Regions from separate parts of the Homo sapiens genome. Here region 1 is linked to region 2. A link is a contact called in ENCODE Hi-C or POLR2A ChIA-PET data. All regions are on one chromosome and are shown on one strand. Each heading gives the region's core, a stretch centred on a gene start or an enhancer-like site at or near the end of the contact. The rest is flanking DNA. Distances are from core to core; before and after follow the strand shown. Region 1 overlaps CCDC88C (coiled-coil domain containing 88C). Region 2 holds the start of GPR68 (G protein-coupled receptor 68).

Region 1 (2,700 bases), core at 150-2,649, 120 kb after region 2:
ATCCACTCAACCACGTTCGCCACGGGCTCAATGTCTTGGAGACCCTGAACTGAGCCTGTGCTTTCTTTTGGGACCTCCACCCTTGGTTTGGCAACAAGGTACTCAGCTCAAGTACCTTAAATGACATCCTTAGCCCCGCTCTGAGAACAAGTATGTAGACCCCAACTCTGAGTCAACCATCTACTATGCAATCTGTCAACCACAGACTATTAAAGGCCCAAATCCTCCCCAAAACTACAAAAGGAAGCATGAAAGAGGTGTGAGATTAGAGAACAGCACTCTAACAGTCTTGCTGCAAATTAACGCTGGGGAACGGTTCAGGACGCTATGGCCACTCATCCCATTTAGGAAGGCAGCAAAGAGTGCTCAAAGGTGTAAAAAGATACATAATTGTATGTACAGTAGGAAATGGATGTTGAAAAAAGAAAACAAAACCTCAAAGGAAATATATTACACTAAAATGACAGAATTTTCTTTATTAGAGTGATTAGGGCAAGAGCAAGTTTCCCCAGCATTTTCTAAATATTCTGTAAAGGTTCTCACAGAGACCATATAGTCAGAGGCATCTATTTAACTAGGTATTTCAGCTGTGAACATGACAGACCTACTTAAAAAATACACACACACACACACACACACACACACACACACACACACACACACACAGGGCTGGGCATGGTGGTTCACGCCTGTAATCCCAGCACTTTGGGAGGCCAAGGCGAGCGGGTCACCTGAGGTCAGGAGTTCAAGACCAGCCTGGCCAACATGGCAAAGCCCCATCTCTACTAAAAATACAAAAACTAGCCAGGCACAGTGGCATGTGCCTGTAATCCCAGCTACTTGGGAGGCTGAGGCAGGAGAATTGCTTGAACCCGGGACGCAGAGATTGCAGTGAGCCGAGATTGCGCCACTGCCCTCCAGCCTCGGCAACAGAGCAAGACGGTCTAAAAAAATATAAAAATAAAAAAAAACAAGAAACAAACAAACAAAAAACCATGTATCTGTATCTATATCCATATATCTATAGCCACTCTTTCCTCTGAGACAATTCACCAACTATCCAAGATGAGGAATGAAGTAGATTGCCATTTTAAATAATAGCCACAAAAAGCAAGCTGCACCTTCAAGCATCTTCTCATCAGGAGAAGCCAAGCCTCTTGATTGGGAAGAACAGATGGGAGCCAGGAGCACCCAAGGGGTCTGTAACCAGTGAAGGGGGACGGGGTCCTGGGCGAAAGGCTGACTCTCAGGGTATAAGCCCTGTGAAGACAGAGCCTCAGAGGTCCCAGAAAAGGCCCACTCAACACCTGAGGCAAAGTAAGGGCCTCCTGAAAAGACTTAACAACCTGCCAGGGCCATCTCAACCACTGTGCCTGCTCCAACAAAAAGGTCATTTTCTCCGCAGGTGGGAGAAACATTACAGTCCTGGGAAAGATGCAGGTGGAAACACCGTTCTGTGCATGTGGCAGAGGTTAGCTTCAGTATCCACTGAAAACACTAGGACAGTTGGACCAAGAACAATGATTTCACGAAGAAATGGGAAGAATTATTTTTCTCCTTCTAAGTGAAACTGAATCTCGCAGCTTGATATTTTACCAGGAAGGAAGAATAAACGCTGCCGAAAGCCAAGCGTTTAGGCCCACAGGATGCCCCTCATGTGGCTATGAATGGGAGCTGCTAATGCAGAATAAATGAGAGGGAAATCCCAGAAAAGTTAAGATGAACGCCCAGCACAGGCATTCAGGATGAAGGTGACGCTCACGGTTGCCAAGGAGACCAAGATGGTCCAAACAGCAAAGAGAGCCTTCCACACAGCCAAAGCAAAACCACAAAGAATGCCGCTGTTGACCCACACACGCTAACAGTCAAGACTGAAATAGCAGAAGCATGAGTGACGTCGGCTTCGCAGGTGCACCCAGCACACCTCTAGACACCGTCTTCCCTGGTGCCCAAAGCCGGGGCATTTTCTACACCTTTAGGTCTGCTCTGGGGTTCAGATATTCAGAAGACACGTACTGTGTACACCTTGCAGCGAGCAGAGAACTCTCGGCCTGTCTGGGAGGGAGGTAGACAGTGGCAGCACAGCACAGGGAGTACTGCCAAACTGCCCAGACAAGTCTGGGAAGGCTTCCCAGAGGAGACAGCTTCTGAGCTGGGCTGTAGAGAATGCTTAGGAGTCTGACACGTGAGGGACAGAGCCAGGAAATGTATTAACTGCTAAGTGTGGGCAGCAAGTCAACCCTTCGGTTACCCTGAGCATCAAACTGAACTACCAACACTCTCTGCGCTTCCCACGAGGGTGCCCTTCCTCCCACAGCCCCATTACCACCAGATTACCACCTGCCAGACCCTACTCGCCCTCCAAAGCTCAGCTAAAACGCCCCCTCCTCTAGGCAGCCACCTGATGCCGGATGATTTTTTTCTCCCCTGAACTCCTAATGCTTCCTCAGCCCCCTTCTGCGGCACTTTCTACACTGTGCCATGTCAATCAACTCCCCACTCCGAAGTGGCAAAAAGCTGCTAATAGTGACAGTTGGGAAAATTAAATCAGAAAATATTCCTCAAAATATATATTGAGTACACAGTTTTTAAAAACCTCTTTTGTGGAGGAGGTGTCTTCTCTGTCTCTTCCATGTTGACAAGGGAACCAAGATCTGAAAACCTACTGTTCTGCTCTATCACTGCAATGAGGGTGGTTTC
Region 2 (2,700 bases), core at 114-2,613:
CGCCCACTGAGGAAAACCAGCCACGTGGCCAGTCCGTAGTTTGGGAAGGCATTGGAGAAAAGAATCAAAATAACACTTTATTACCCAGCTAAAAAATTGAGAAAAACTATAGAGTGACTCAACGCCTGAAAGCAAATCTTTAGCAAATGCAAATCAGCATAGAGGTCTCTGAGGACTTTAATGACCAAGAGAAATTAAGCTCCCAACAGGAAGGAAAGGCCTCTCTGACTAAGCTAGGAGTCTCTTGCATGTCCCAAGTCAGAAGGCGGAGGTGCCTAAATGCTGGATTCCAGCTGGCACATAAATAGTGATCTAACTCGCCCCCCCTTTCGTGCAGCACACACCGGCACGCACACAGACAGTTACTCATGGTGCCAGGGCTGCTCACGGAACCCCAAACCCACAAGAGCTGGGGAGTTTCCCCAGGGCCCAGCTTCCTTTTCCTTCAGTTGGCCAAACCTCTGCATGCTTTAAGCAAGGCTGTTTCATTTTCTGAAAGTGCTTTATTTTTCCCTCTGAGGAGAGGGGAAACATCAGGATGCATTTTTCCTTAGTCCCCATTTTCCCCCCAGATCGCCTCACTCCAGCAACAACGTGGACCATAGCATCTCACTTCTAGAACCCTTGTCACTGTTTCAAAGGTCAGTCCCATCTGGGCCCACGAAGTCCCTGTGAGTCAGGTGGGCTGGCATTGCTAAGCCATTTCTCAGAACCTGAAGCCCAGAGAGGCTAATGCAGGGAGGCTCAAACTCACACAGTCAGTTGGGGTGGATCTGAATCCAGAACCCACGTGTCTAGGCACCAACTTGCTGCCTTTGAGCTTTTTGGATCACAAGCAATAGCAAGAAATACACCTGACATCGCGACCCAGAACACAGACACACACACACACACACACACACACACACACACACACATCTGTACAAAGCAACAAACTTCCCCAAAGCAATACTTACCCTACTTCTTGCCACGCACTCTGATCATTTCTATTCTATTTCAATTTTTTAAATGCAGGTCATGAGCTATGAAGTTGATTTACTGACCCATGAATGGGTCACAACCCGCAGTTTGGAAACAGCTGGATGGACCCCCACCTGTGCTTTCCAGCTTCTCCTAGAGCCTCAGGGCCCCAGGAAGGCAGTGTGGTCTCTGCAACCAGGTGAGGAGCAGGCAGCTGCTGAAATCAGGATGGAGGGAGTCCTCTGAGGGGGGACTCTGAAACGAGTCCTCTCTGACTCTGCCTGCCCCAGCTAGGCTCTGCCTTCAAACCTCAAACAGCTGGGCTTCCTGCAGAGGCTCTGCAGGAGCCTGGGCACCCTTGCAGCCACGATCCCAGCTCTCCCTCCAGCGACTTCCCGCAGCCTGAACCTCCCAGCTCCGGCTAGAAAATCCCCAGCTGGAGGCTGCCCATTCCCGAGCTGAGGCAGAATCATGTGAACTCCAATCTGGTGTCAGGCTGGGCGGTTGCCGAGGAACCACTCGCCAGCCAGAGGCTGAGGGCGGCGGAATGGCTCTCTCCACGCATCTTCCTCTGCTCTCCATGCAACCCAGAGTCAGTGAGCAGCCTCGCTGGGAATGTGAAAGCCTGAGCTAGGGGCAGGTGCCCTCAGGACTGTGGTGGGGGGATACAGGAGGAGGGGGTGGGCTAATTCTAGCCACCTTTCAGCACCTACAGGATACCGGGATCCAGGCAAGGGTGGGGGAAGCCGCCAACATCTGGGTCACTGGGGCTCAACCCTGGCCATGTGCATGAGAACATACCTGGGAGCCTACAAAAAAAATACCAATGCCCGGGCCCCACCCGGGGCTGGTTAAATCATGTTTCCTGGAAGTGACGTGCCAGCATCAGTGGCTCTAAAGCTCCCTGGACTGTTCTAAAGTGCAGTGAAGGTGGGCAGCCACGGATGTGGTGAAGCAGGTAGGATCCTGTTTGGCAGAGCAGCAGAGCGAAGGCAGTGGAGCTAAGGCTCTGGGCATCAGTAAGGATAGGGCGGGCATCAATGTTTTCAACTGTGTCGGTCCCCAGAGAAGGAATCAAGCCCAGGGCTCTGGCCCCGGGGGCCCTTCTGGCTCTCAGGAGCACTTACTAAACTCCCTCCCTCACACACATAACACGGAGGATGGAAAGGCCCAGCATTTTGGCGTAACCACCTCCCTCCAAGGCAGACTCCTTGGAAGCTGATTATAAGCTACGTTGCCAGAGCCAGGAAGCCAACAGATACGGTGCATGGGGCCACTGGGGGTGCGAGTCCTTCCTGCTGGAAGTGGCCAGAGCCCTGTGCTTGGTCCCTGCTCTGGGGACCAACACAGTTTAAAACACTGATGCCCATCTTATTCATGCCAAGAGCCTTGGCTCCACTGCCCTCACTCTGTTGGTAGGGGGTCTAAGGAAATCCCCTTCAGTGGGGCCTGGGCCCTCCAAGCAAATGCTACCACATAGCAGGCCTTTTAAAAACTATTTCCGGCCAGGTGCGGTGGCTCACGCCTGGAATCCTAGCACTTTGGGAAGCCGAGGCGGGTGGATCACCTGAGGTCAGGAGTTGGAGACCGGCCTGGTCAACATGGTGAAACCCCATCTCTATTAAAAATACAAAAATTTGCTGGGGGTGGTGGCGCATGCCTGTAATCCTAGCTACTCGGGAAGCTGAGGCAGGAGAATCACTTGAACCTGGGAGGCAGAGGTTGCGGTGAGCTGAGATC

What was found. Hi-C counts contacts between places; a loop is a spot of excess contacts on that map. ChIA-PET counts read pairs that join two places held with the same protein, here RNA polymerase II (POLR2A). Pooled maps may share reads with other maps.
Region 1: a loop to region 2 is called in a map with no recorded cell type, with 5 times the contacts of the local background. The contact joins the enhancer-like site here to the promoter of GPR68 in region 2. A Hi-C loop is called at or near these places in 15 of 37 single-sample maps with no recorded cell type and 12 of 50 pooled maps. POLR2A ChIA-PET finds 5 or more read pairs at or near these places in 10 of 52 experiments (AG04450, CD4-positive, alpha-beta T cell, CD4-positive, alpha-beta memory T cell and 6 more).

The regions. Positions count from the first base shown.
Region 1 is chr14:91,365,537-91,368,236 of GRCh38, forward strand. All of the region lies in intron 3 of CCDC88C (coiled-coil domain containing 88C), which reads right to left. Among named protein-coding and RNA genes, the nearest start is that of CCDC88C, 51 kb to the right of the region's middle. RefSeq lists enhancers at 113-202, 1,940-2,019. Within about 2 kb of position 1,400, at least 5 of the 41 ENCODE cell types and tissues checked have a DNase peak (open chromatin) inside an H3K27ac peak, as active enhancers do.
Region 2 is chr14:91,243,341-91,246,040 of GRCh38, forward strand. It overlaps GPR68 (G protein-coupled receptor 68), which reads right to left and starts at 1,364. Exons shown (of 2, transcript NM_001177676.2): 1 at 957-1,364. RefSeq lists enhancers at 1, 1,061-1,562, 1,082-1,131.